Linked DNA regions of Homo sapiens: regions 2, 3, 4, 5 and 6 are each linked to region 1. The links are chromatin contacts, found by Hi-C or POLR2A ChIA-PET in ENCODE. All regions are on one chromosome and are shown on one strand. Each heading gives the region's core, a stretch centred on a gene start or an enhancer-like site at or near the end of the contact. The rest is flanking DNA. Distances are from core to core; before and after follow the strand shown.

Region 1 (4,635 bases), core at 548-3,047:
GACTACAGGCACGTGCCACCACGCCCGGATAATTTTTGTATTTTTAGTAGAGACGGGGGTTTCACCATGTTGGCCACGCTAGTCTCCAACTCCTGACCTCAGGTGATCCCCCTGCCTCAGCCTCCCAAAGTGCTGGGATTACAGGCATGAGCCACCGCACACAGCCATGACAGATTTATTTTAAATAACAGGCTGACTTAAAGCAGGATCCAACTAGGTACAAATTTATATTTAGTGCAACTATAAACAAGTTTAGACAAGTTTAAATTTATGGAATAATTCCAACCACATTTTCATGAGACTACTTGCTGTCCCCGTAATACAAGAGGAACTTTCTCATTCTCCAATCCCAATGTTATTCCTCATGTTTTTCCTTTACCAAGCATATCCGGCCCACACCTCGTGACTCCCACCAACCCTGACACTCTAATCTTTTCCTAGTCTAAACTTTATAAAGTACTTAGGAGCAGGAATTGTCTGTTTTTCTTTTTAAAATTAAGTGCCTCACAGCAGCTACCACACACCTAGAGAACCCTTAAGGTATGAAGAATGAAGAGCAGTCTTACAATTTCTTAAAAATTTACCTCCCATTTACTTAGAGGTATTACTATGTGTTGTTTTCTAAAACCTCCTTTTATCCCCATTTTACAGATTAGTAAACAGGCACAGAGAATGTAAGTAACTTGCCCATAGTATACCGCTAATAAGCAGAGTGGAACTGGAGTCCTGGCCGCTAGCTAGCTCCAGACTGTTCACATCACTAAGATGAAGTCACAGGCAATATCTCTTTTAATTCTTCCAACAGCCGCATTAGGCAGATGTTCTTTCCACTTTATAGAGGAGGAAACTAAGGTTCTGAGAAGATAATTAATCCAAGGTTACATAGTTAGAAGTTGGTGGACATGAACATTTCTGGCTACAAAGCTCAAATTTCTAACCACTACCAGTGTCTCCACCCCACTTGTTTCAGAAAAGGATCCTTCCTGGCAACTCCAGGTGAAGATGAGAAGAAGCCGTGGTGGAGTGGGTGGAGGAAGAGCAAGAGGGTTGGGGAATCAGGACCCCCAAGAAAACCAATCACACCTATATGAACCAAAGATGTCCAACAGCATTCTTGGAAGCAAAAACCCAAATCCCAAGCCCCATAATGCCACCCCCTTTTTCTGATGACCCAACTCTACAGACTCAGTCCAACCCCTTTTTCTTACTGTTGGGGAAACTGAGGCCCCCAGCGCTGACCATCATTACACCCTCCTCCTTTCCCAACTCTCCTGAGCCACAGTCCCGGACGTGGTCCTGTACCCACCCCCGCGGCTCGGCTGATGTTGTCCATCTTGCTGACGACCTGTTGGAAGAGGGGGTAGCAGGTCTGACAGAGGCGCACGGGCCGGGCGCTGCGCACCAGACACCCTGTCAGCTCTGCGCTGCTGTTGGCGAAGTCCAGCAGGAGCTCCCGGCACTCAGGATCCAGATCCGGCAGGTCCGGGGGCAGCGACAGAGGCCCCAGCCCTCCACCCTGCAGGAGGGACAGGGACAAGTCCTCCACCTCCAGCAACTGCTGCTCCGACAGGAGGTCGTGGAAGACCCTGTGCGGACTGCTGCCGAAGGGGAGCGCGCCCAGGGCCAGCCCCGACCACAGCAGCAGCCCCAGCGGCAGCCACGGCGGCAACGAACACCTCCGCTGCGCGGCTGTCGGGCCCGGCTCCATCACCGGGCTCACACACCCCAGGGAGCCCACCGCCGCCTCTCCGCCCCCAGCCGGCACCGCGGACAGCCGCCGCTTCCGGTTTCCGCGAGCGCAGGCCGAGAGCCGGGTCACGAGGAGGGCGCGTCACGGCCCCGCCCCCTGCGCGCGGCGCCCCGCCCCATTGGCTGCCGGCTGCCTCCGGGCCGCAGGCCTTCGCGCGTGCGGGAGGGCGCCTACCCTGCGGCCGCGCGCTCTCCAGCCGGCGTTAGGCGCGGGGCGGGGCGGAGTGGTGCATTGGGGTATCCGTAGCCGAGGCTCGCCAGCCGGTGACCACGAGCACCCACCGCTTTGGACAATTGCATCTCGGGGGTCCTGACCCTTGAACGCCCAACCCTCTGGGAGTTCCGGGCGTCCTACAAGTTTCTTACCTCGCTGGACCGACGACGGCCTCCGCTGTGGAAATGGCCGTCGGCTGCGTTCGCAGAGAAACCCCGCTGGCCTGTGCCTCGGCAGATTTTCTGCATGGTGTTCCTTAGCGTAGTTTTTTCCTCATCCCATTTGGAGAGAGTAATAATGCCCGTTGGTTATTATAGGTGGTGGAGACTAGCGGTTTCCAAGCTTTTTGTTTTTGTTTTTAAAAAAACTCTCAACTGTCTGCCTCAGCGTTGTCAGAACTCTGTGAGATGAGGGAAATATTCTACATCTGCGTTATTAAGGCAGCCACTGGCCACATGTGTGGTGTTGAGCCGGCTGAGGAACTGAATTTTTAATTTAATTTAGGGCCGGCGCGGTGGCTCACGCCTGTAATCCCAGCACTTTGGGAGGCCGAGGCAGGCAGATCGCTTGAAGCCAGGAGTTGGAGACCAGCCTCGCCAACATGGCGAAACCCCGTATCTACTAAAAATACAAAAATTAGCCGCTGGGCGTGGTGGCGCAAGCCTGTAGTCCTAGGTTGAGCGGGGAGGATGGCTTGAGCCAGGAGGTCGAGGCTGCAGTGAGCCGAGATCGCGCCACTGTACCCCAGCCTGCACGACAAAGTGAGACTCCATCTCAAAAGTAAAAAGTATTTAACTTAAATGTAAGTAGCCACATCTGTGTAGTGGCAACTGTACTTGACGTAAGTCTGGTCCTACAGTGGCCAACAAGCAGGTTTGCTTGGAACTGAAGGGGTACCAGGGACGCAGCGCGTTCAGTGCTAAAGCCCAGGAAATCCTGGACAAACTGCTCAACTTGAAACTCCTATCCAGTTTCTGACATGCCCGAGGCAATAGCAGGGGACACTCTAAAAAGCGTCCTGATACCGTTGCCAGTCTGTAAAAAGAATTTAAGCTCATAACCTGGAAAACAGTTTTCTGACAAGTATCTGACCAACCAGGTTGGTAGAAAATTATTTCCGGGCTTTGTGTCATCCTGCTTTTCAGGGTTGTAATTTTTGCCTTGTAAATTGCAGAGCTGTTGCACTAAAGTCTACTTAGCTTAGGGTCCTAATTTATGTTTCTGAGGGTTCTTCAAAAACTTTTTTGTTGTTGTTGTGTATTTTGTTTGGTTTGGTTTTGAGACATAGTCTCGCTAGACTGCCCAGGATGGCCTCGAACTCCTAGGTTCAAGGGATCCTCCTGCCTCGGCCTGCCAAACAATTGGACTACAGGCACAGGCTGCTGTGCCCAGCCTGGGGGTTCTTATAGTTACTTTTTACCCCGTCTGTTTGGTTATTGTTTTATGTTCCTAAATTTGCTTGGGATAGCTAAATTTTGTTTCATTTTTGTTACTAAGAAACTGAATAGTAGGAAATTTGATTTGTGTAACAATAAACGTATTTCCAAAAGAGAAAATAAGTTGTCTTAAGTTTTGCAAAAGTCATCATGTAACTCTTAGGTCTTTCTATGTATTAGAATTATCTTTCTTTTAAATTCTTTCAAGCACCATCCTGTGTTGCAGGTGGATGTGTAAATTGTTAACTTCTATGGAAATCAATGTGCAGAACCAACAACCTTGCAAATGCACAAGCTCTTTGATGCAGCAAGTTCACAACCTTGTCATAGACACTTATTCATTACAATATTGTTTGTAGTGGTAAAAGGATGGCTTCAAAAAGCATGTTAAGGGGCCGGGCACGGTGACTCATGCCTGTAATCCCAGCACTTTGGGAGGCCGAGGCGGGCGGATCACCTGAAGTCAGGAGTTCGACACCAGCCTGGCCAACATGGTGAAACCCCGTCTCTACTAAAAATACAAAAATTAGCCGGGCATGGTGATGCATGCCTATAATCCCAGCTACTCAGGAGACTGAGGCAGGAGAATCTCTTGAACCTGGGAGGCAGAGGTTGCAGTAAGCCAGGATCACACCACTGTGCTCCTGCTCAAAAAAAAAAAAAAAAACTTAAGGAAATTACAGACACTTTCCCTCTTCCTTTCCTTTCCATTCCCGGAACAATTCAATCTTAAAGGTCAAGTAGAGCAAGATAGGCATCGGTGCTTGGTAGGAATGGGGTGTCAGAGGCCCAGAGAGAGGTGTCAGAGCATAGGTAAGCTGAAGAGGACAGTGGTGTGAGGGAGGGTGGCAGCATCAGCCTGATGCAGAGTATTGGGTTCTCAGTGGATAAGAAGGGTCTCCATGCAGAGGATTGGGCAGCAGTGACTGGGAGGTTGCTTACATTCAGAAGGATTGATGGAATCAGTAAATATATTAAGAATAATTGGAGTTCAGTTTCAGACTGTCAGAGAAGAAAGTTACAAATATGAAAAGAGAGAAATGAACTCTAATGTTGGATTAAAATTAGAAATAGTGCAAATTCATAGCTTAAAATACATAGTCATCCCTTGATACCAGCAGGGGAATGGTTTCAGGACCCCCCACAGATGCCAAAATCTTCAGATCCTCAAGTCCCTTACATAAAACACCATAGTATTTGCATATAACCTAACACATTTCCTTCCGTATACTCTTT
Region 2 (5,113 bases), core at 2,154-4,653, 330 kb before region 1:
ATCAGCTGCACCAATATCAGCAGCACCAGTATTACTTGGGCACCTGTTAAAAGGCAGACTGTCTTGTGGAATGATAGACAATGCAGGCTTGTAATGGTGAGCCGGGTGGGAGGGAAGAGGAGAATTACATAATGGGTACAATGTACATTATTTGGGTGATGGGTGTCCTAAAAGCCCTACCTTCAGCGCTGTGCAATCTATGCATGTAACAAAATTACATTTGTACCCCAAAAACTTGTACAAATAAAAAATTGAATTTAGCTTAATTAATTTTTTTTAAAAAAAGAAATGCAGGCTTTCAGGCCCCACCCCAGCTTTACTGAACCAAAATCTGAATTTTAGCAACATACTCAGGTGGTTTCTGCACATTAAAGTTTGAGAAGCACTGGCTAAAGCATATTTATACTTGGGTCTTTTTAAATTTTAACACTCAAAGGCAACAACAATTTTCCCCGTGGTCATCTCATGACTTCTGACAGAGCCACCAGTGTTATCAAATCCATCTTTCTGCCTCCATTCTCCTAAAACACCCAGGGAGCTGTGTTACTTCCCCAAACACAAACCACCTTCAGATGTCAGCTAATAGAATTGGAGGGAAATAACTAAGTTCCTGGTCTCAGGCCAAGAACTCTAACTTCCAGGCTGAATTCAGGCAGCAGGGAAGCCTGAAGGCTGATTTTCCCTAAGCACAGGAAAAATATCATTTGAATAGGGAGTTTATAACTTTGGGAGGCCGAAGCGGGCAGATCACCTGAGGTCAGGAGTTCAAGACCAGCCTGGGCAACATGTCAAAATCCCGTCTCTATAAAAATACAAAAATTAGCCAGGTGTGGTGGTGCACACCTGTAATCCCAGCTACTTGGGAGGCTGAGGCTGGAGAATTGCTCGAATCCAGGAGGTGGAGGTCGCAGTGAGCCGAGTTCGTACCACTGCACTCCAGCCTGGGCAACAGAGAGAGAGTCCATCTTGAAAAAAAAAGGATCGAGAGTTTATATTTCAAAAGTCTGAGGAAGAGATGTGGAAGAAGCCCTCCCTCTTCTTCAAGGGAAGAGGTCTTGCTTCTAATACAGCCACTTTGTCTTGGTGCCCATACCTTCACCTCTGGGAGGCCCTTGCTAATGCTTTGAAGGTAACCTGCCCTCCCGCTGTACAGGGCTGTTCTCTGCCACCTCCAGCCCGGAGCTGTCAGCCTGTAAGGGACCAGCGAGAACATCTTGCTCCTACTCCTCCAGGTGGCCAACATTCCCACTAATGACCCTAACAAGTCACACATATTTGTCACCAACAATGGGGAGATCATTATCACCTACCTTCCAAGCAGCCCCTTCAAATTCTGAGTGGCTTTGACATTTCAAAGCTCTTTACAATGTCAACTCCACCTGACTCCCAAGGGAACTATCTTCTGAGAGTTCCATCTGGTTATTTAACTGCTAAGTTCTCTACCTGGGAGAGTGTTCCTTAAATCTATGCTTCTCTAATGTGTCTTCAAAGCACCTGGGGATCTGTTGTTTGAAAGTTTGGCAGGGCCACTGAGATTTTTGGCTTTGGTGGGTGATAACAATGCCCCTGACCAGAGTTTGAGGGACAAGACCTTAGATTTAATTCAATCTACCTTTTACTTATTTAGTCTCAGTTCTGTTCTACAGGACCACAGAGAACAAAGCCACCTGACCTGCTGTCATATACTGGAACATAAAATCACATCTTTCCCAAATCTTCTCTTTTTTTCTACCAAAAACATCCCAGTTCTTTCCATAGTTCCTTAGCTGTCATGGCTTTGCATCTTCTTATCATGTGATTAACTGTCTTCTGGAAATGTTCCAGTGAGTGTTGACAAGCCCTTTAGGTGCATGGCACCAATCCTGGAACTCTTCAACTTGAACAGAACAACCCTGGGGCCAAGCAGAACCAGGCATTGTCCTGATGCAGATAAGCCCATGACCTTACAATCCTGTTCGGGAACAATGTGGTCCTATGGATGTATGGAGCCTCAAACAAAAAAAAACCTCCACCCTTCCCTCATACAAATGCATATGCCTTTCTTGTCACAATGGTGAGAAAATGGATGATAAACTAATTCATCCTCTAACATACTGGTAACTTGACATGTTATTTAAAGAAACTTTGACAAGGCGATCTTAAAGAGACAATGTCTTACTCTAAAGGCAAACTCCCTAATGGCGTCATTGTAGGGCTCATGACAGACTGGTGGGAAAGACATGTGGGGTGAGGGTACTGCTCAGAGCTTACCATGCCATCGCTGCTTCCTCCACTTTCCCCAAGGCTCCCTGACAAGCAAAATTCACAGCACTCAGCTCTGCTGAGAAATCAGTGCCACAAGGTTGGATAATTTAGAGCAATTTATTTTTTCAAAGTAGTTATGAGCTAGGAAAGGGCTCAAGAGAACAACTGGGGTCATTACTTCCAAACCTCCCAGCTGACTGGGAGGAAAACCAGCTTTCAGATGGGGACATCAGCTTTTAGGAAGGAAGGCTGTCATCCTCCTGGAATAAGATGTTAAAAGGAAACCATTTTAGGCTCAGTTTTAGCTGAGCTGCAAGACAACAGACACCATATACCACAATAAAGTGTGAGACCACCATGCGGGTCTTGTAAAAAGAGATGGTGGAAAGCCAGTTTTACACCAACAGATGACCACCCACATCCATCCTGCAAACGAGGTTGTAGAGGCGGAGAAACAGTTTAACTAGAAGAGAAATTTTGGAGAAAATGATCCAGTGCATGGCTTCAGTGTGAACACATGAATAGCTTGAGATCTGTCCTCTGGAGCTTGAGAGACAAGCTCTAAAAGATGGCCCTTGGCTGGCAGAACAAAGGAGAGGTGCCTGCAGGGATCAGCCAATACATCCAGAGTTTGTTTGGTCAGAGGATGTGCGAGTGTTTCTCAAGGACCAGATGTGGGCCATCAGAAGACATAGATCTGCAGCAGGATCATCTTAGATCCTTTCCACAGGGCAGTCTGGAGGTGCGAGAGGGCTTCAGCTGAATCTAGAGATTTACCCCCAGAGGCCTTGGACTGTGGAAAGAATTGTAAATGACCAGCTAGAGAAGAGTTGCATTTGTCCATGCCCATGCAAGTGCAGGTGAGAGATGGTAGGGTCACCAAAGAACACATGTAAAAGCCCACAGGATGAAGAATCAGCTTTAAACATCGGCTAGAAGCAGAGAGCATGATGCCAACTCACAGCAAGATTCATCACGTACAAATTCCCCTGCCTCTTGCGTCTCCTCCTTCCCCCATCCACTGTGAAGGGGATCAAGGTTAGCGAGCTATGGGAGGAGGCAATAACAAAAGGGGGAAGGTTGGGGGAGAAGCCAACCATGCCCTTCTTTATTGCTGCAGGCAACTGGCCTGAAGCAAGCCTGAGCTGGGTGTGGGGCAGTCATTATGTCTTTGAGTGAAACTGAAAGTTTCGAGGCCGACTTCAAGTTCCAAACTGGTGGCATAGAAGCAAGCTGGCTTCAGTCCCCACCACAGAAAATCAAAAACAAATGTACAGCACCGAGATTATAACCAGAAATATCCCAGAACTCAAATATGAAGAGGAGACAGTGCCTGGGGCCACAGAGAAATGAAAAAACTCTGAGCAGAGGGTAAGAGAATCTGACTTCCACGTTCAAGTCCCTCCCTCCATCTGCTTAGCACCAAGCATGCAGAAAAATGTCTCCCAATTCACTGTTTCTACACTAGAAAAAGTGAGATCAAGGTGTACAACCAGCTTTCACACCATCTTGGTTTCCATGGCAGGAGGCCTGTCCTTGCCTTAATCCATAGGAAGCATTGAGAGTGCCCGAAGGGAGAAATATCCCTGAGGACAGCCAGAGACAAAGCAGGGAGGTAGAACTACCATCCCCAGCCCTGGGAACTCTGCTTAGTTACTTGCCCAAGGGAGATTTCAAATCAGTGTGGCTGTTACGCAGTACCACACTGTAGGTTTGTCCCACAGATCCCCTGGGCACAAGCCCCTAGCCAGCCTTCCCACACTGCTGGGATATACCTTTTTGGGACCTTCTGCATTTGGAAAGGGCAATGCTTCAATCATTCACTAGAGCTAAGGCAAACCTGGGCTTAAGGTGCCATGTAGAGCCAAAAAACCAAAGACAGTGACCTAGCAGTAAAGAACCTATAAGCAAATATATCCAATAAAAGCCAAACAAGTCAGAGAAGACTGAAATAAATATTCTTTCAATGCAAAGACATAGACACATCCACAAGAAACAACGGCTGACAGGAAACCGTGATCTCCCTAAATGGGCAAGGCAAGGGACCAGAAACCGACCCTAATAAGATGGTAACACGTGAGCTCTCTGACCAAGAATTCAAAATAGTAGTTTTAAGGAAACTCACTGATTTCCAAGATAACACAGAAAAGCAATTCAGAAATATATCAGAGAAATTTAACAAAGAGATTGAAATAATTAAAAAAAATCAAACAGAAATATTCAAACTAAGAAATACATTTGCTGAACTAAAACAATTATTAGAGACTCTCAATAGTGAAGTAGATCAAGCAAAGGAAATAATTAGTGAGCTCGAAGATAGACTATTTGGAAATATAGTCAAAAGAGAAAAAAGGAAAAAGGATGAGAATTAATGAAGATCACTTACAGGATATAGAAAATTACCTCAAAAGACAAAATCTAAGAATTATTAGTGTTCAAGAAGGAGTCAAGCAAGAACAAGGGGTAGGGAGCTCATTCAAATAAATAATAACAGAAAACTTTCCAAAAGATGAGAAGGGTCAAATATGCATGTATAGGAAGGGCAGAGAACACCAAACAGATTTTAACAAACAAAACTACCCCAAGGCATATATTATAATCATCAAACTCTCAAAGTCCAAGGACAAAGAGAGAATCCTAAAAGCAGCAACAAAAAAGAAGCAAATGACATTTGAAGGAACCCCAATTCATCTGGCAACAGACTTCTCAGTGGAAACCATATAGGCCAGGAGGGAATGGAACAGCATTTTCAATGTACTGAAAGAAAAAAAATAACTGTTATCCAAGACTACTGTATCAAGCAGTTATCCTTCAAATATGAAGGGTAAATAAATTTTCTCCCAGACAAACAAAAGCAGAGAGAATTCAC
Region 3 (4,882 bases), core at 873-3,372, 270 kb after region 1:
TTCTGTCTCTTTAATTGTTCGCTGTTCTAAGTACCTCATGTAAGTGGAATGGAGAATATTTGTCTTTTTGTGACTGGTTTATGTCACCTAGCATAATGTCCCCAATGTTCATTCATGTATACGTTAGAGTTTTTTCCCTTTTTAAGGCTGCATAATATTTCAGCTTTAAACACTTTTATATCAAGTTTTTTTCTTACTTATTGTATATAATAGCCCCTCTTGGTTCTGTATATAGGACAGTTAGGAAGACTATGTATATGATTATATTTAATTATTTGCATGGTAGAGATTTATAATTTGTTCTTAATTTGCAGCTTTTTTCAAGGAGCAAACCTCCAAGGGGCCTGTATGTTTATGGAGATGTTGGTAAGTGTGTTAAAATAAGTTTTGGGTGGGCAAAACAGAAAGTTTCTCAGCTTTCTCTCAGGGATGATTTCTATTTCTATCCCTCAATCTGTTACCAGCAAGGGAATAGGATGAGGCAGGGTAAGGTAGGGAGAGAAGAAAAGGGAGAGAGGGCAGTTATCTCAGCTTTTACTTTACTTCTCACAGGATACAGCTGTAGTCTAGGGCAGAATTAGTCACCATGTTAGGGTGCAAACATTATTTAATGTATAAAGTAATTAATATCAGGGAAGGAAATCAACTACAGATAGGTTATTAGACAAATCAGGATTCCATGACTCATTAACTCAGCTTAATACTTTTTAAAAAAATAAGCTGTTCTTTTTTACTTTTAATTTCCATTAATATTTCTAGTCATAACCTAAGCCCTTGGATGAATAATTTAGTCGTTATTATCTTTAATGTAGTTGACAGTAGATACTCTTAATGCATAAGTGGTAACATTTCCTTGGTCTCCCAGTTCTAGACATTGGGCAGAAAGACTCACATATTGCTGGAAACTTTCTGAGTGGTCACTTCTTTCTAGGTTTTCCTAATCATGTAGTGTCTTGCTTATGAAGTCTTCCCTGACCTCATTCTTACTGAAATATTCTGTTTTGTGGTTTCTATTTTCTTCAAACAAATCCTTTTCTCTTAGTCTTAAACCTCTCCTTGGCCACCCTCAGCCACTGATATCATGAAGGAGTTTCTACTTGGCTTTTTTGCCTCCTTGCTTTCAATTATTTCTTTGATGTCTTTTTTAATTTTTTAATTTTAATTTTTTCTAATCCCTCAGTTTACTGTCAATCAATTATTTCTTCTACTGGCATACTCAAAACTCACATTCACATGTAACGAGGTCAGTTTTGGACCTAGACTAATATTCACACTCTAGGCTCCCCTATAGCCACAACACATTTGCGTTATGAGGGAGTGATGGCAGGGGATATTATCTTAGTAACATTTTTAGGAAAAGAAAAAAAAAGGGCATTGAATAAGTAGGTTTTGTTTTGTTTTTGTTTTTGTTTTTGTTTTTGTTTTGAGATGGAGTCTCTCTCTGTCACCCAGGCTGGTGCGGTGGCGCGATCTCGGCTCACTGCAAGCTCCGCCTCCCGGGTTCACGCCATTCTCCTGCCTCAGCCTCCCAAGTAGCTGGGACGACAGGTGTCTGCCACCATGCCCGGCTAATTTTTTGTATTTTTAGTAGAGACGGGGTTTCACCGTGTTAGCCAGGATGGCCTCGATCTCCTGACCTCGTGATCCGCTCTCCTCGGCCTTCCAAAGTGCTGGGATTACAGGCATGAGCCATGGCGCCCAGCCAAATAAGTAGTTTTAATGCCTTAAAGATTAAACTGTTCCTTTCTAAACTGTTCCTTCTTTTTCTAATTTGTTTACTGCTACCTTGCATTGAATGTCCGTTTTGTATTTCCAGATTTAGCTAATCTAATAAGAGAGAATAATTTAGTTCACAAAAGTGAACATTAGAGATTGCCCCTTAAAATTCTTCAGGTTCTTGAAATTACAGAAAAGAAGGTCAAACTATTCTTTTTCTTAGTTCATTGGCTAATTGGTACTTTTGAGACCAATGTATACTTACTTCTTATTTTGAAAGCAGTTATAACAGACACTTGATCAATTTTATGTTCCTGCACCTTTGGGCACCATTAATGATTCTCATCTTGTTGTCAGGTCTCATTCTTTGCCTCCTGAGAACATCTACTTCCAGTACCTTCACTTTCATATTAAGTCATCGCTAAAATCAACAACTTTGTTCCTCCTGTTACCTTAACCACCTGACCATAAATGGAGATGGTTAAAGAAGCATAACTGCTTCCACTTCTGTAAAAGCACTTTTTTTTTAAAAACCCTATGAATGTTGTTGGATTTTAGTTTAGAAAATACAGCCATATGGTAACTAATTGAAGGGAAGCATATTACAAGTTATTCATCTGAGTGTTTGAAAGCAATAGAAAAGATGTGATAGTATGGGATGTTCATATAGTTTGGGTAGGTGGCAACCTTTGTTTGGAAACATCCTTATAATATAGAGAGGGGAAGAGAAAGGAATTCTGAAATGGGAAGTGAGACGAACATTTTGGTGGCTATAATAAGTTTAGTTCAGACCACTTATAAAATATGTAATCGGCCAGGCATGGTGGCTCATACCTGTAATCCCAGCACTTTGGTAGGCCGAGGCGAGTGGATTGCCTAAGCCCAGGAGTTCAAGACCAGCCTGGGCAACATGGCAAAACCCTGTCTCCACAAAAAATACAAAAATTAGCCTGGTGTGGTGGCATGTGCCTATAGTCCCAATTACTCGAGAGGCTAAGGTGGGAGGATCACTTGAGCCTAGGAGGTCAAGGCTGCAGTGAGCCATGATTATGCCACTGCACTCCAGTCTGGGCAACAGAGTGAGACCCCCATCTCAAAAATGAAATAAAATAGGTAATAAAAGATCAAGTTTTCATTTGAGGGGCTCTCTGTATGGGAGAGTAGCCTCAAAATGCCACCATAAGCTCTTATTCTTTATTCTTTTCCTTTGTTGGACTTGGGAAACAGGTATTAAATTTTAACAAGGCTGGGCATGGTGGCTCATGCCTGTAATCTCAGCACTTTGGGAGGCTGAGGCAGGATGATTGCTTAAGACCAGGAGTTTGAGACTAGCCTGGACAACTAGGTGAGACCCCATCTCTACAAAAAAATTAAAAAATTAGCTGAGCATGGTGGTGTGTGCCTGTGGTTCCAGCTACTCAGTAGGATGAGGTGGGAGGATCACTTGAGCCTGGGAGATCAAGGTTGCAGTGAGTTGAGATTGCACCACTGCACTCCAGCCTGGGCTACAGAGTGAGGCCCTATCTTAAAAATAAATAAATAAGTAAATTGGGCTAGGTGCGGTGGCCCACGCCTATAATGCCAGCAACTTTGGGGGGCTGAGGGGGGCGGGTCATTGAGGTCAGGATTTCAGACCAGCCTGGCCAAAATGGTGAAACCCCGCCTCTACTAAAAGTACAAAAATTAGCCGGGTGTGGTGGTGGGTGCCTGTAGTCACAGCTACTCAGGAGGCTGAGGCAGAGGTTGCAGTGAGCCGAGATCGCACCACTGCACTCCAGCCTGGGCAACAGAACAAGACTCTGTCTCAAAATAAATAAATAAATACATAAGTAAATAAAATAAAAATAAATAAATAAACATGCTTGAGCTCAGGAGTTCGAGACCAGCCTGGGCAACATAGGGAGACCTCATCTCTTATGTATTTTTTTTTTTTAAGAAAAATTTAAATAAATAAATAATTTTTAAGGAGACTTCATGGGATAGAGAATACCTACCTGGTAGCACTCCCTTCCCACTTTTCATTCTTGCACTCTATTTGGGCTTTGTCCTGCTCACTTCACCTCTTTCTTCGCAGATGTGTTGAGATGATTGACTCAGATGGATTCTAAATCCTGGGAACTGCAGTAGGGTTGATGTATGAGTTGGAGGGATTATTATCATGGTTCAATCTTGAAATGAATTATTTTTGTTATAAAATGTTTATCACATCTCATATAGAAGCCAAAAGCTGTGGTAGTAGTATTTTGTGACTTCATTCATACCCTACAGCTGGCTTTCTCACAACAGAGCCTCAGCTCTTGACCAGCTGACTGCGGTGGTGATGGCAGAGTTAATGATTTCTCTGGTACACTAGAAGAGAATAAAAGTACATTTTGCTTATCAGCCCCTTTCCTGCTGCCTCCTGGTTTCACCTCACCTGTTTCACATTGATTCAGATTCTAGTTTCACCAGGTGAAAGGTAGGCTGGTTTTAAGGTTAGGAGTTAGGAAGCATAGTTCTCCCTGGCTTGGATGTAGGGATACATGTGCCTACTACACACCTAGGCTGTATTATAGAACCTATTCCTCCTGTGCTACAAACCTGTGCAGCATGTTACTGTATTGAATACTGTAGGCAGTTGTAACGCTGTGGTATTTGTTTATCTAAACATATCTAAACAGAGAAGGTGCAGTAATAATACAGTATAATAGATAAAATATGGGATGCCTGTTTGACCATGAATGGACTGGAAGTTGCTCTGAATGAATCAGTGAGTGAGTGGTGAGTGGATGTGAAGGCTGAGGACATTTCTGTATACTACTTTATACAAGATGTTATCAGTGCTGTGTACTTGGGCTACACTAAATTTATAAAAAAAATTAATTGTACTTCCATGTTAGGATAGCTATGACATCACTAAGTGATAGAAGTTTTTCAGCTTCTTTATAATCTTTTGGGACCACCATTGTGTATGTGGTCCATTGTTGACCAAAATGTCATTATATGCGTTACTGTTTATAGAAATGCGGTGGATTTTTTGATGACCTTGTATCCTGTGATCTTGCTAAATTTAATTATTAACTCTAGTGGTGATTTGGTAGATTCTTTAGGATTTTTTTGTGTGTATACAATTAGGTCATCTGCCAATAAAGATAATTTTACTTCTTTAAATTTTTATGCCTTTTAT
Region 4 (4,984 bases), core at 2,430-4,929, 460 kb before region 1:
GCAGCCACATTAGTGAGGTTTGAGGATTTGGGTGGTCGGCATGATCATGGTCTTCAGACATTTGAAGGACATAAACACAGAGGAAGGAAGGAATTTATTTAGCTCAGAACAAGGGGTATAATTAGGGTAGGAGTAATGAAATAAAATTAAGGAAAGAAAGATTTAGACTGAATATTAGTGGGGTACTTCCAAGCAATAGATTTATTAAGCTTTTAGGTATTTTCTAGGGATTATTACTCTGTTTTCCAAGTCACTTGGAAATCAGAGGGACAAAGGCTGAGATAATCTTGAGGAAACGACAGCCTTTGGGTATGGGGCAAAATGAGAGGGCTTCACTTTGTCCCTCACCTGCCCCTAGTCTGTCTTGTAAATGTGAAAAGCTCAGTGGGCAGTCCCCTTCTGAATTACTTCTGTCTACCTATAGAATGTGCTTGGTTTTTTGTTCAGACCAGGAATTATTCAAAGGATGGTGTGTTCCCCAAGGGAAAAATCTGATTGTGAGAATCTGGGGAGAGTTCCTACCTGCCCTGAGGTTGGGCAGGCTGATTTCTGCTTGTTAGTTCTGCCTCTGGAGAGCAGGAAGAGGAGGCAAAATTTAATCAATTCCAGTTATGGACGGGAAAGGATTTTGAAACTCTGGGTTAAAAGAAGATGACTAGTTAGAGACCAGCCTGGGCAACAGAGTGAGACCTTGTCTCTAAAAAAAAATTTATAAATTATCCAGGCATGGTGGTGTATACCTGTAGTCCCAGCTACTCAAGAGGCTGGGGTTGGAGCATCACTTGAGCCCAGGAGATCAAGGCTGCAGCGAGCTAGGATCATACCACTGCACTCCAGCCTGGGGTGACAGGGCGAGACTCTGTCTCTGGGCAAAAAAAAGAAAAAAAAAAGAAAAAAAAAGGATGCCTACTCATTGAGGAAGGGGGGTGGGGGGGGGGCGGGGGGGCGGCTTCAGCCATTGTGGAGTCTCTAATAAATCAGGAGCTTTTCTTTCCCTCTGGAGCCTTTCCTGTGCACTCTTGGGATCTACTTGTCCTTTGCAAAGTCTAGTACAGCCACCTCTCCCATGGGGAAGGAGACACTTAGCATCCTGGGACCACCAGTCACAGCTTTAGGACTTTAGCTTTCCTGGACCAGCCCTGATGGCACCATGCATTGCCTGGATGGTATGCACGGACCCAGGCTCCCTTCTGAGACTAAGAACAGACATTTGCATTCAGGTATTTTGCATATGCCATTGATAGCACTGAAAAGTAAAACAATAGAACAAGATACTAAAATCTGGGAAGATTTTCTTGGGACTTTCAGTACATCTAGCTTCCTCTCTGGTCACAAGGGTAGACAGCTGGGGACTTTTCTATTACTGGGGTAGCTCCCTTGTAATTTTCCACTTTGAATCTTACATCTTTTTGTATTAAGTTAAATGGTGTTTTGCTCTTTAAAATAGCCTTGTAATATGGCTGGTCTGCACTGCTCGCTTTGTCTTAAAAGGGAATAAAATTCTTAAATTGAAAGCAAATCGGAGAGGGTTCTATGGCGCTCTCTGCGAGGGGCCGAGCGTGGATTCGGGTCTGATGATTACTTTGACTGCAGAAACAGTGGGGGCTGTAATCTCCGAAGCAGCGGACACTCACAGCGACGGTTGGCCCAGTCCTTTGATTTAGACAGCCCTTGGCTGTCTTGCCTGGCCTAGAATCCCTATTCCATTGAAGTCTGGCCTCAGGCTGTCTTCTTGGGCAGTGCCATTTGCATCCAGGCATGGGGAGGGCCTCTGTGTCCTCAGGGTGCCGTGTGTTTGTGGTGAGAGAGGATGAACAGGCAGCAGACAGGGGCTCCCGGGCAGTTGCTGGGCTGCTGCTCGAGCGTCTGCCAGGCATGATGAAATGGGAGGAGGCAGGGAAGGCTTCAGAGCAGCAGGGTTCACCCGCACACCTAAAGTCCTAACAGCATGCAGGCATGGTATAAAACAGGTGATCCCTTAATGAGGTTTTGATGTGTGCGCTGGCTTTTGAATTTTATGCTGGAGTGTCACTGCAGTGTGGGGTTATCTCCAAGGAAACCCTCACATACCTTCCACATCCATTTTCTAACCCCGCTTCTAAAGAGGGCAGCGTGCCCCAGTGGTCTTAAGGGGCATTATAAAACTCTCGAGATAAGATTAATTTGGATTCTTGCTAATTTGGAAAGTCAGTGTAGTCATGAGGAATGTGTGAGTGTGCTGAAAAAAGTGGAACCAGCCACCCTCTAAAAGGCAGGGTAATTATTATACAGGGTTGGGTTGAACAGAGGGTTTGTGTCGCCTTTACTGTTGGTGATCATCAAAGATGTCTTAAGCTAAGAACACAGTTGTCTTTCTCAGTGTGACTCCCGTTTACTGCGTATCAAGCTGCAGGAAGTCCAGCTGATGTAAATAGATTAATATTTAAAAAGTAATACAGAAGAATGAGGTTCCAAACATGTAATGTTTAATTATTGAAAACCCATAATGGAATTCCAATCCAAACTCATCTCTCACATCTCACTGGTGTTCAGCAAAGAAGCTCAATTAGCTGGGGAGCCTGCCCACCCCACAGCTTGATTTGATCATCCCAGGGCCAAGCCCATGCTCTCTCTTAAAGTGCCTGGCAACACAGATGTGGGCAGCTTGGGTTGTTGTATGACTCCTTTTTTTTTTTTTTTTTTTTTTTTTCTGAGACGGAGTCTCTCTGTCGCACAGGCTGGAGTGCAGTGGCACGATCTCAGCTCACTGCAACATCTACCTCCTGGGTTCAAGCAGTTCTCTTGCCTCAGCCTCCCAAGTAGCTGGGACTACAGGCACCCGCCACCAAGCCAAGCTAATTTTTTGTATTTATAGTAGAGATGGGGTTTCACCATATAGGCCAGGCTGGTCTTGAACTCCTGACCTCAGGTGATGCGCCCGCCTCAGCCTCTTAAAATACTGGGATTACAGGTGTGAGCCACCGTGCGCGGCCCGTATGCCTTCTTATTACATAATTGTTGCAGCCCTTTTTAGTCAAATTAATGGGTAAATGACTGTACAGTGTGAACAGGACAATAGAGAAGAATTTGCATAACTTCTAACTGGTACAATTCAGGAAAGTTAGGTGACCTTCCAGAAATCATAGTATTAAGGGCATTCATAGTTCCTTTGGGTTTATTAGGCCATGAAGTATTTGTCTGGTTAGAAGAGTTTACTTAGTCTAGGGGTAGCTGATCACCCATTCTCCTCTTGAGACCATAGTTCTTTGGCCCTTTAGGACATATGTGTCACTTACTCTGGATAAGGCTGAATTTGCGCAGAGGCCTGTGGCAGAGAATGGCCAAAGGAAGAGATAAAATGATCAACATGACTAGAATAAACCCTCATCCATAGACCAATGGGATTTAGTTCAAAATCAGTGTGCCAGCAAGGCTGTTTGAAGTAGTTTTCTTGATTTTATGTTTTTATTTAGCATGACAGTTAAGGACAGTCCTTTGTGTATAAATACAAAAAATAGCGATATGCCATTTGTTGTTGTTTGGTTTAAGTGCACGTGAAGAGGCTGCTCAGTTGTGGCCCCTTTCTCATGTAATGCTCAGGAATTCATCTGTCATGCAGAAAATGCAGCTGTGTGACCTAAAATGCTCTTGGGTGAAGCCTCGGGGTTTGGAAGGTCACGCCATAGGTACTGGTATTCATGACATCCTGTCGGGCTTGTGGGCTGCGTAGGGTAACTAGAACTGAGAGGACAGAAATTGAGTTTGTAGTGACTGCAGAAGCTGAAACCACAAGGTGAAATGTAATAGGGTCTAGGCCTCAGTGAGCACAGGAAGCTGATTAGAGGTGAGCAGGGGCGGGGGAGCACTGAGGCTGAGAAAAGTGCCACAAGGGGACGAGTAACGTTGATTTCTGGACAGAGCCTGTTAACATGCGGAGGGGCCCATGTGTAGGAATCACCTTCACCTTCTCCTGCAGTTCAGTTACAACTGGTAATTGCATCCTGAACCCTTATCATGTGCAGGATGGGGTTCTGGGGTGTAAAGGTGCCATGAGATCCAGGCCCAGTACCACAAAAGAAAGCTTTAATTAAAGAAAACATGATAAGGCTTAGGTTTCCTGGCCCCATCTTATGCATCCAAGTGATTAAGGTAGCATTTTTCAAAGTGTTTTCCTATAGAAGCCTACTTTAAAAATAAAAGAGTTCTGTTTTTGAAAAGCTGGGGAAACTCTGGATGAATGAAGTTTAAGTATGTTTCTTTTCTGCAGATCTCCTCAGAGGCTCAGGCATGGCAGCCTGCACTGAGAACCTCCAAAGAAGAGCATAGAATATGCAACATTTCCCAAGCTTATTGGGCCATGGGATCCTTTTTGGGGGACAGAGCATTTATTGGTGGATCTAGTGTTTCTCAGCATATACTTTAGGAAATAGAGAGTTGGGGCATATTGGTCAGTGGTAGGGTCGGTGGGGTGGGGGGCAGTTGGAATGGGTTTAGGAATAGACAAGAACCTGAGAGAGTATTCATATTTCCTTTCTATGGAGACCCTCAGAAATAGTAGTGCAGGTGTATGCAGGCTTCTATAAGAGGCATGTCCTGGTGTAAACTTTATGCTTTTGCACCAGCAGAAGACAAGGCCTCCCAGCCCTTGGATTTGAGTAGGTCCACCCAGACTGAGGCTGTCCTGGGTACGCCACACCCATAGCAAGATACAGGGTCATTAACCACCAGGAGGGAGTATTACGGGATTAGGCAGGGACCTTGAAGTCACTGCCCCTTCCTAGATTTTCCTCATTTTTTTTAGCAGAGGGTAATACCTGGAAGGTTATGGTAAGGATTAAATCTGAGAAAGTCTGTCAAGCTGGGTGAGACTTTTGGTCTTCCTAAAGTTATGGAAGCTTGCCATAAAGAAGCCCAGGGAAATCAGAAAGGTGGGAATAGCCATTGCCACTCATCCCTGTGGTGTCTGAGCAATTGTGCTGGCAGTGAATGGTCCCACAGTGCTAAT
Region 5 (4,859 bases), core at 642-3,141, 360 kb before region 1:
AATGTCTGGTTTACAGTTACTACAGAGCAAAGTCCCATCTGCTTGAAATGGATCCCAAACCTCCCAGCATGGTTTCCCTGGTGTCCCTGCACAAACTCTTTTTTTTTTTTTGAGATGAAGTCCCGCTTTGTCACCCAGGCTGCAGTGCAGTGGCATGATCTTGTTCACAGCTCTGTCCTCAGATGTGAGAAGAGCCCCTGGCACACTGTGCCCAGGAAGTCTCTGCTGGCTAGGACCAACCAAAACCTGAGTCTTAACTGCCTGCTCTATAAAAACAAACATTGATTGAGCACCTTTTCTGTACCAGGTGCTAGGTGAAGCGTTTGGTGAAAAATACAAATGTGATCCTCTCATGACAGGGGTTATAATCATTGACTCCTCCATGGCTCAGAGTACATATACAGTCATGCACCGCCTAAGGACGGTGGTCCCATAAGATGATAATGATTCTAGTTCCTATCGCCTAGTGATTTGTGTTGCAATTTTCTCCAGTATTCAGTACAGTAACATGCTGTACAGGTTTGTAGCCTAAAAGCAATAGGCTGTACCACACCGCCTAGGTGTGTAGTAGACTATACCATCTAGGTTTGTGCAAGTACAACCTATGATTTTCACACAACATTGAAATGACCTAAGGATGCATTTCCCAGAATGTATCCCATTGAGTGATGCATGACTGTGTTTATAAATAGGACTTGATAAATGTGAGATGAATCAATATACTCTGCAGACACAGTCTCGGTAACTTATACAAAAGCCTGTGTGTGTAATCTTTACTTCTATTTTAAGGCTAGAAAAAAGACAAGGCTCTGAACAATGAAGCGGCTTTCCTACAGAAGAATTCTAGTTAGAAGTTGAGAAGCCTTCACTTTATTTCCCTTCTTTAGATCTCGGGGCACAGTGGCTTTCTGCTGTCTCTGTCTCCTTCCTCCTTTTAATGTGCCTGAGACGTGCATGCTGCTCCATTAGCACTGAGGAGAATACAGCATCACATTTCTGCGTCTGTCCTAAACACATAATGGTTTGGCTGAGAATTGGATTGACTTTGAGATCTTCCCTGCCTCTTCCTTGTGGGACCTGGAAGGGTCCCATAAGGTGGTTTGGCACGGGGCATTTTTCTGGGAATCTGTTAATGCACCCTGGAGCCATCTGAATGCCGATCCACACTTATTAAAGATGATTTCACTCCATTTAAAGACATCTGCACTCAACATGGGGACGAGGAATCACGGAAATCACATTGCCTTTGGATCCTGCCCCATCAGAACATTGGCGTTAATCAGGGTGAAAATAGATGCTCTGATTACAAAGGCTGGAAGTCTTTAGTGCCAAGAATAATTTTAGAGTGATCAGAGCAGAGGTCAAATCTAATTTCCTGCATTTGACAGGAAGGGGGGAAAACCCAGACCAATTAACAGCATCATTCACAGGAACCTAGAGTCCTTTGAGCTAGGTCAGGGAAACACTTTCCCTTCAACTACAGTGTTGAAGGGCTGAGCCAGGTGGCTGGTTTGTCTTTAAGGAGGAGGCTCTCAGGACGATTGCTGTGGAGGGAAAGAGATAACTGAGATGGCAAAGTGGGCTCTGTTCCTGGTACCTAGGGCTTGCTGTGGGCACTTTTCACTTTTCCAGGATGGAGCAGAGGCAGCAGGGGCCTGGCTCGGGCGTGTTTCTTAGGGGGCCTTTTAGTCATACAAGACAGAGGGCAGCAGGCAGCCTAAGTCACACCTCGGGAGCTGCTCCTGATCCAAAGCACATAGATTCGCTTTAGAAAGGAAGAAAAATGGAGCTTTCCAGTGGCAGGTTTGCAGAGCCTCACAGTGGTCTGTGCTCACAAAAATAATAAATACACTAGCCACTCCCTCTCCAGCTGCAGCGAAGGTGTCAGGAAGACAGATGGGTGGAGCCTGGTGCAGCTGCAGCAGGCAGATGTGATAGATCAACAGTAAGACATGATGGATGTGGAAAAGTCTTGCTCCTAAGCAGACAGAGCATGCCAAGAAGCACTGGCCAGACACCTTTGTGAGCAGGCAGAGTTCTCCAATGAGGACATCGTGCTTGGTCTTGTCATTCCCTGCCAGAGGCATGTGAAAAGTGAAACCTAGTTATGAATGGATTAAATATGCTTGTTTCTAAAGCTGAACTCACATTTACCAGAGCTAGGATGACTATGAGTCAGTGTTTCAAAGCAATCCTGATTCTCACAGCACAGGTACTTGCACACTCTCTGTGAATCTCCCTCTGCCTTACACATGCCCATGAGCACATCCATACGTACATAATTTCCTTTCACTCATTCATAATTCAGGAGAAACTCTTTAGCTAACAACAGAGTCATGTGGAGGAGCGGAATTAGCAGTGAGCTGGGAGTCAGAAACCCCTGCCACCCACCAGCCATGTGATCGACTCTCTGCTTCTCTGTTGTAAAATAAAAGGGCTTGATCTCTAAGCCCCTGCCAGCCCCTTATGACACTGTGTAACCCCTCCCACCTCAGGCTGTTCCCACTAAGGGAGTCACTTCCTCCCACAGCTGAAGGCTGCATCAGTGTGTCCACATGCAAAACACACCGAGTGCAGCCACAGCCAGGCTTCCCGTCCCTCCTGGGCTCTGATCATTCTCTACGGACCTCATTGTCTTCATCTATAAATTGTGAATATTATTTGCTGCTTCTTAAGAATATTTTAAGAATCAAGAGAATGTGTCTCAGGGCTGGAGCCTGACCATAAGAATCTTAAAGACAGGAAGGTCATTGTCTCCGACAGGGACCCCTGTGTCCTCAGGCTGCCTGTGAGCTGCCCAGGCCCTCTTGGTTTCTGGCACCTGGAACTGGGTTGGGAGGACCGGGGCTGGCAAGGGGAAGGGGAGGGAGATCTGTTCTCAGCATCTCCAAGTGACCTGCTCCCACTAGATGCATCCTTTCTAGATACAATGCCATATCAAATGTGTGACATGCCCAGATTAGCCCACGATTATGGCAAAATCACATGGCTTGAAACAGTGCTGTTTTTCATTATTTCTATCTGTTGCCCAGGCTGGAGTGCAGTGGGGTGATCTCGGCTCACTGCAACCTCCGCCTCCCAGGTTCAAGTGATTCTCCTGCCTCAGCCTCCCGAGTAGCTGGGATTATAGGCAAGCATCACTCACTCTATCCAGAGTTTTCAAGATGCCATGTGGTGAGAGAGATGAGAGGGAAGAGAGCCCACTCAATCCTTAGAGTTTAATCAGATTTTTCTTTTCAATTATTTGAGACCAGCTGGCCTGCCTGTGTGAGGAGAGAGCATGTCTCTAGAAACAAGGAGAGACCATGGGCTTGAAGTCAAGCTGAGCTGAGCGAGATTCCTTCTTGGCCACCAGAAGACACTGTGACCTCCTAGCAAGCACTGTTACCTCTGCTGGGAAGCCTCCAGCCATCCCTCCTCCCTACTGACCCTCCCTGGTTGTCTTTCCTCCTGCTTATTCCAGCCAGCTCCACTGCCCCTTCTCTGGGAAGCCTTTCCAGACTCCGAAGGGTAGGCTCAGCCACTCCCTCCCCATCTGATTCTCCCACAGCATCCACACTTCTCCCTGACAGCAATCATCACAATTGTAATGAAATTAGTGTAATAATTTGTTGACATTTGTCTCCCTGGAGTTGCAAACCCTCAGAGAACAGGGCCGGTGTCCATCTTGTTCACAGCTCTGTCCTCAGATGTGAGAAGAGCCCCTGGCACACTGTGCCCAGGAAGTCTCTGCTGGCTAGGACCAACCAAAACCTGAGTCTTAACTGCCTGCTCTATAAAACACCTCGTTGAGCTGTTGCAAGGATTAAATGGCATAATGTTGTAAAGCATTAAACAGGATTACTCATTAGGTAGTTGCTGTTCTTCTTATTATGATGATGTCATTCCATAAATGGCCAGTAGATTTGTTTTCCTAAATCCCAGGGCCACCAGCTCACTCCCCTGTTCAGAAATGTCTGGTTTACAGTTACTACAGAGCAAAGCCCCATCTGCTTGAAATGGATCCCAAACCTCCCAGCATGGTTTCCCTGGTGTCCCTGCACAAACCCTTTATTTTTTTTTTTTTTTGAGATGAAGTCCCGCTTTGTCATCCAGGCTGCAGTGCAGTGGCATGATCTCGGCTCAGTGCAACCTCCACCTCCCAGGTTCAAGCGATTCTCGAGCCTCAGCCTCCCGAGTAGCTGGGATTACAGGCATGTGCCGCCACACCCAGCTAATTTTTGTATTTTTAGTAGGGACGGGGTTTCACCATATTGACTGGGCTGGTCTTGAACTCCTGACCTCAGATGATCCGCCCACCTCTGCCTCTCAAAGTGCTGGGATTACAGGTGTGAGCCACTGCGTCTGGCCCCTACACAAACTCTTTAATTAATCAGCTCTTGCCATGCTTTTGTCCGCTTCACCTCCTCACATACAATGCTGTTCTCATTCTTCTTTTTCTAGCTAAATTGTCTCCATCCCTCACCCAATGCCAGGCCCTATCAAATAAAAATCCAACCACAGGAGGCATTTGGGTTGTAATAGCAATATCAGATTGACTTCGTTTCTTGATTCTGAATCTTGGACCTAGTTGTGGTTGGGAATTCTACAGTGTGTCTTGTTAAATGCCCAAGTCAGGAAGCTTTTGTTATCCAAAACCTCTTTATAGCTCTTGGTGATTATATCTTGGATGAGAGACAAGGAAGAGCTCTCAAACTTTCACCAGAGCATCAGCAGACACCAGGAAAATGTGCCCTGTGAACACATCCCCTTGGAGCCCACTGGCAGCGGAGACAGACGTGATATATCACAACTGCAGGAAGCTAAAGGTAAGTACCGCCAGAGAGAGAAGGCTGAGGAGTTTGTCAAGTCATCAATAC
Region 6 (4,786 bases), core at 1,432-3,931, 420 kb before region 1:
GGACTAGGGCTGCGAAAAATAGAGTGTGGTGCAGCTGCACCCTTCAGAACTTTGGGGGAAAACACATATTATTTACCAGACAATAATAGATACCAGAGAATAATAATGATTATTATAGTGTTTGGGATGGCAAATGCTGTAGTTAAGGTTCCAGAATGGCTCTTATTATAATCCCGTTTTACCGAGTCTCTTGTGAAAGCCTGGAAATTTTCTTTAAGTAGGCTGATGCTGTCCGTGTTTGGTCTTTGTCCAAAGGTGATTTGAATATAAAGAAACTTACTGGAGAAACATTCATTTTTTTAAATAGTGATTGCATTAAAGAAAAAAGCTACATTATTAAAAAAGCAGTTGCAGCATCCCTAAGTAAGCAATTCAAAATGGCGGTGTTTCCCAGTTTACTGGAGGAAAATGTTAAACATTCTCCCTCCTCCCTTTTAAAGAAAGAAGGAGGCCCCCTCTAACTACAAGATTCAGTCACTCTTGGTTCCAGGCCCAGAGGTGGGGATGGCTTCCCTCCCTCCATAGCAACTTCCAGGCTGTGCTTGCTAAATGCAAAAGAATTGTTCCCAGAAGAAGTGACCCCGGTGTCTTTGGATCCACTTGTCATCTCTGCAGCTCCTCAATTTTTGTGGCCTCACATTTGATAGTGGCTCTTGGTGCTTTTATTTTTGTATCCCCTCTCTCCATTGTCACTTATTCTTGAGAAAGAAAGAAAAGAAAGAAAGAAAGAAAGAAAGAAAGAAAGAAAGAAAGAAAGAAAGAAAGAAAGAGAAAGAAAGAAAGAAAGAAAGAAAGTAAGTCAAATGTGAGCTCTTTATTCAGAAATAAATATCCACATTTCCAAATCTGACCATGCCAAATGAAAAGGTTTCCATGGCCTTGTAATTCCACCCCCATTACATATTTGTGGTGTTTTGCATTTTCACTTTGGTTATTTAATATACATATTAAGTACACACAGATCTGGTGATTTAATGTGATTGGGGGAACTCAGGCATTTCCTGTCGTGCACAGTGAAACTTTCAAACCTTGTTTTTGGCTGCTGCTGATTATTGTTGCCATTAACACCAGGATTTAGATAGCAGGGTTCAAAGCACAAGCTTCCACTTAGTCCTCCCAATGGGCATTTGACCTCCTCTTGCTCTTGCTAAATTCATGTTATAAACACTCCAAGCAAGCTTCCAGGTCTCTTTGTGGCTCCATTTCTTCACTATAAAATGAGGAAATGGTACTGTATTATCTCTGGGGTCCCTTCAAGTCCTACATTCTATCACCTCTCTGAAGTTATTTGTTCATTGTTCTAAGAATAATCTCAACAGTTGTAAAGATGTTTACAAGTCCTCTGTCACCACCTCACCTTAGCCAAATTTTACCCATTCACATTTCTGACAGCCTCATTTATTGGCAGGAAGAAAAGGTGCTGTTTTGGGGCATGGCAGAAGAGAGGCGCCTGACCCACTCATGTGATCAAAGTGTGTCGAGCGCCCACAGCGGGCCAGACTCTGAGCTACGAGTTGGGTGTAGAGACACGAGCAAAACAGACAAGCCCCTGACCTCTGGGGCTTTACCATGCAGTTGGCAGACTTCTAAGTGGCTGCTCCCAGAACTGACTGAGTGGCCTCAGGAAGCTCTATTTCAAACCAAGTGACTGGCGGCAAATGAAAGAAGGCTGCAGGTATCAAGAGGCAGAGCCTCATATCTCGGTGAATGTTGGGATGAGCATTCCCCAGAAACTGACTTTCCTGGTGGAAAATCCTGTTCAGAGCCTCTGCCCTGGGACCCCAAGGCTCTTGGTTGATTTATTTTCTTCCAGTCCAGTGCTACTGTTTGTTTTGGATGTGAAGAGATGTGAATGGCTCACCTTTTACAGGCAAGACCCACACACGGAGAAAAGCAAGCATTTCTTCCAGCTTAGTTGCCTTTGTGGGAAACTTCTGAAGATAGGTATATGTGTCCATGGTAATTTTCCACTTGCCAAAAAGTGAATCTATTGGCCCTCTTTTCAGCAAATACCAGAGCTGAGACATGGGGTTACAGGAGTGAGGTCAGGAGCTCCAGGGTCCTCCGTGACCTTGCCTGGCTTTGGAGTGACCTTGGGTGACTCAAAAGACCTCCTGCTGGGGCTGGATGCGGTGGTTCATGCCTGTAATCCCAGCACTTTGGGAGGCTGAGGCAGGAGAATCACTTGAAACTGGGAGGCAGAGATTGCAGTGAGCCAGTTGCACCACTGCACTCCAGCTTGGGCAACAGAGCGAGACCCTGTCTCAAAAAAAAAAAAAAGCCTCCTGCTGGTTAAGCATGCAGTCATGTGGAGGGGGAGGGTTGCTGGGTTGCAAAGGATGCTGTGGTCTTTGGGTGAGGGCGTGGTGTACCCTACTCATTATGGTATTCCAAAAAGCGACTTGAGTTTCATTTCCTCACACAAAGCTGGCAGGGCTGACCTGAGCAGACCGTGAATGAAACTCCTGTTGAAATCACGCTGTGCTGCAGCGGTTCTGGGGCTCATCCTAGGTCTGCCCTGGCGGCTGGAGAGTGTGCTGCTGTCTGACTCATGCCTGGGTTCTCCCCAGCTGGGCGGAGGGAGGGGGATCGGTCCAGTGGATTCTGACAGCCCCTTCTGCTCTTTTTCCAGGAACGTTCACTCACAGGGTACGCTCATGGAGAGAGGGCGCAGAGCAAACCATGTCACGCCATCCAATGACACCAGCTGGTCAGCTCACCACCCCCTCTGGCTAAAACTCAAGCAAATAAAGCCGCTTCCTGTCATTAAGCATCTCAGAGGAAGCAGCCCTCCCTCGATGGCCTCTAGCCCAGAGAAGCCCGCGCATCTTGGACCCACCAAGCAGGCCCAGCCTTCCTGCTGCCACCATCTCTGCTTCTCCCCAGAGGAACTTAGGGATTTCACCCCTGGCTTTTAAAAAAAACGAAATACCGACAAGCCACAAGGACCAATGTAGGTATTCTCCCCGCCCCATCTTCAAGGCTCAGCGACTGAGGCTGGAAGATGATATGGATTGGAACACAAAAAATCTTTTTTTAATCTTTTTAAAAACTGCTGTGGTTTTGCTGCTACACTAAGAATTGTGATTTGCATTGTACGGTTTTGGACCTATATTGTTCACGTTTTGATGGCGGAGAGGGGTGGTCCTGGAGGCCCAATGCTTCAGAGTCATCTCTGTCCTGCCCGGGATGCACTTTTAAATGAAGAGTTAGAATATTTTATTGGCTAATATACTTTTCTTGTTATTTTTACAAAGGCCACCTTTATCCTTTTTGATGCCATATTTTCAGTGTTACACTTTTATGGCTTTTAATTTTCGATTTGACAGATGTAAGAAGCAGCATGAATAGTTTATACTGTGGTTTTTCAGAGACTGAATGCCAAGAGAACTCGGTAAATGTTTATTCTTCTCAGCTTTCTCTTTAAATTCCCCTAAATAGCGCCCCATTTGGGAACAGAGCAAGAGTGTTGAACTGAAGACCAAAATGCCCTCAAGGTGTAAAATAATCCGAGGGGGAATATTTGCTGGGCGTCAGGAAAGACTCAGATGAAATTTCAACCCTGATGGTTTTCGGTGATCCAGGAAGTCAGTGAGACAATCTCTCTATATGCAGAGCCCTTTCATGATAATTAGAATGGTATGGACAAACCAATGAAAACAAGAGGGAAAGTGAGAAAGATCACCCATGATTCTGTTTCACTGTTTGCTTTCTCCTGTCATGGTTAAGAGAAATGTGCAATTCGATCCTCAATCAGTGGGTGGAGGATAACAGGGTAGATTCACTTGTGTGCACTTGTACAGTTGTAGCTGCGAGTCCAGAAGTCCTCTAGAGCATGTGTACTGGCACTGAGTTGGTGAGACAGTTGTGGAGTATCCCATTCTGATGAGTACAGAAAAAAAAAGAAAAAGAAAAGAAGAGAAAAAATTAAGAAAAAAATCAAAAAAGGAAGAAAACTAAAAAAAAAAAAAATCAAATCACCTTGTGATTCAGTGTATCTGTTTACTAACTCAAATAAAGCAATTGTTCCCTCTGGAGGGGTCCAGGTGCCCCCGCCCCACAAGGCCGCGGAGCCTCAGCAGGAGGGGTGGCGAGTTGCGGGTGGGCAGGGCCAGGACGGTGTGGCGCCAGCCTTGAAGCACCACGGCCCAAGGATGCGGTGTACATACTGTATTTCTAGATTCTCCTTTGTACAGAGTCACTTCACAAGTCAAGCTACTGTTTTACAGGTGCTCCTTATTTATTAGAGCTGTGAGAGCTTGGGGGACACACCTGGCGAGCAAGCTCGCTTTTTAAAAATGAAATTTGGGGGCAGGGGAAGGGGAGGCGGGAGGGAGGGGAAGCTCGCAAGCCCGGGGAGAGATTTATAAAAGTAAACAAAAGAAAACCTTCCAGCAACAAATTAAAAAATAATAACAAATCAACCCCAGCACCAAACCCACCCAGGCAGGAAGAAGCCGCCCCTCCTCTGGGGCCATATTTTTCTGCTGGGTCACAACATTCTCCTCTCCCTGACTGGTGTCAGATTCATCAAACAAAAAATAAATCTCGAAGAAAAAAAATGCACTTACATGTGCTTATTTGGCTTTTCTCATTATTATGACTACTGTTTTTTTTTGTTTTTTGTTTTTTGTTTTATTACAGAGGTGTTCATTTTTCTCCCCCTGGGAAACATTTTAAAAAATAGAACTAAGGAGTTTTAAAAGATGGTAAGCTACTGGGATGGCACTGTCTCTTCCTGACCTGCTAGACCACGCTTGTCTGCAGACAAGAGCCCACTCCGTCC

What was found. Hi-C counts contacts between places; a loop is a spot of excess contacts on that map. ChIA-PET counts read pairs that join two places held with the same protein, here RNA polymerase II (POLR2A). Pooled maps may share reads with other maps.
Region 2: a pooled map shows a loop between it and region 1 (2.2-fold over the local background). The contact joins the enhancer-like site here to the promoter of OSTM1 in region 1. A Hi-C loop is called at or near these places in 1 of 50 pooled maps. POLR2A ChIA-PET finds 5 or more read pairs at or near these places in 2 of 52 experiments (H1 and activated T-cell).
Region 3: a loop to region 1 is called in a pooled map, with 8 times the contacts of the local background. The contact joins the enhancer-like site here to the promoter of OSTM1 in region 1. A Hi-C loop is called at or near these places in 3 of 37 single-sample maps with no recorded cell type and 5 of 50 pooled maps.
Region 4: a loop to region 1 is called in a pooled map, with 3 times the contacts of the local background. The contact joins the enhancer-like site here to the promoter of OSTM1 in region 1. A Hi-C loop is called at or near these places in 2 of 50 pooled maps. POLR2A ChIA-PET finds 5 or more read pairs at or near these places in 2 of 52 experiments (MCF 10A and Panc1).
Region 5: a map of naive thymus-derived CD4-positive, alpha-beta T cell shows a loop between it and region 1 (15-fold over the local background). The contact joins the enhancer-like site here to the promoter of OSTM1 in region 1. A Hi-C loop is called at or near these places in 2 of 168 maps with a recorded cell type or tissue (CD4-positive, alpha-beta T cell and naive thymus-derived CD4-positive, alpha-beta T cell) and 7 of 50 pooled maps.
Region 6: a pooled map shows a loop between it and region 1 (9-fold over the local background). The contact joins the enhancer-like site here to the promoter of OSTM1 in region 1. A Hi-C loop is called at or near these places in 1 of 37 single-sample maps with no recorded cell type and 6 of 50 pooled maps. POLR2A ChIA-PET finds 5 or more read pairs at or near these places in 2 of 52 experiments (T-cell and activated T-cell).

What each region holds. Positions count from the first base shown.
Region 1 is chr6:108,072,944-108,077,578 of GRCh38, forward strand. It overlaps OSTM1 (osteoclastogenesis associated transmembrane protein 1), which reads right to left and starts at 1,798. Exons shown (of 6, transcript NM_014028.4): 1 at 1,307-1,798. The coding sequence starts at 1,708. RefSeq lists a silencer at 1,569-2,008.
Region 2 is chr6:107,737,653-107,742,765 of GRCh38, forward strand. The region is part of intron 5 of SCML4 (Scm polycomb group protein like 4); the gene reads right to left. Among named protein-coding and RNA genes, the nearest start is that of SCML4, 84 kb to the right of the region's middle. Within about 2 kb of position 3,404, at least 5 of the 41 ENCODE cell types and tissues checked have a DNase peak (open chromatin) inside an H3K27ac peak, as active enhancers do.
Region 3 is chr6:108,346,674-108,351,555 of GRCh38, forward strand. AFG1L (AFG1 like ATPase) reads left to right here. Exons shown (of 13, transcript NM_145315.5): 3 at 315-366. Among named protein-coding and RNA genes, the nearest start is that of AFG1L, 54 kb to the left of the region's middle. RefSeq lists an enhancer at 2,050-2,219. Within about 2 kb of position 2,123, at least 2 of the 41 ENCODE cell types and tissues checked have a DNase peak (open chromatin) inside an H3K27ac peak, as active enhancers do.
Region 4 is chr6:107,615,157-107,620,140 of GRCh38, forward strand. All of the region lies in intron 5 of SOBP (sine oculis binding protein homolog), which reads left to right. Among named protein-coding and RNA genes, the nearest start is that of SOBP, 130 kb to the left of the region's middle. Within about 2 kb of position 3,680, at least 6 of the 41 ENCODE cell types and tissues checked have a DNase peak (open chromatin) inside an H3K27ac peak, as active enhancers do.
Region 5 is chr6:107,710,925-107,715,783 of GRCh38, forward strand. All of the region lies in intron 6 of SCML4 (Scm polycomb group protein like 4), which reads right to left. Among named protein-coding and RNA genes, the nearest start is that of SCML4, 110 kb to the right of the region's middle. RefSeq lists a silencer at 2,476-2,585. Within about 2 kb of position 1,892, at least 6 of the 41 ENCODE cell types and tissues checked have a DNase peak (open chromatin) inside an H3K27ac peak, as active enhancers do.
Region 6 is chr6:107,655,575-107,660,360 of GRCh38, forward strand. SOBP (sine oculis binding protein homolog) reads left to right here. Exons shown (of 7, transcript NM_018013.4): 7 at 2,633-4,786. Among named protein-coding and RNA genes, the nearest start is that of SCML4, 170 kb to the right of the region's middle. RefSeq lists enhancers at 1,955-2,532, 2,281-2,330, 2,533-3,109, 2,571-2,760. Within about 2 kb of position 2,682, at least 21 of the 41 ENCODE cell types and tissues checked have a DNase peak (open chromatin) inside an H3K27ac peak, as active enhancers do.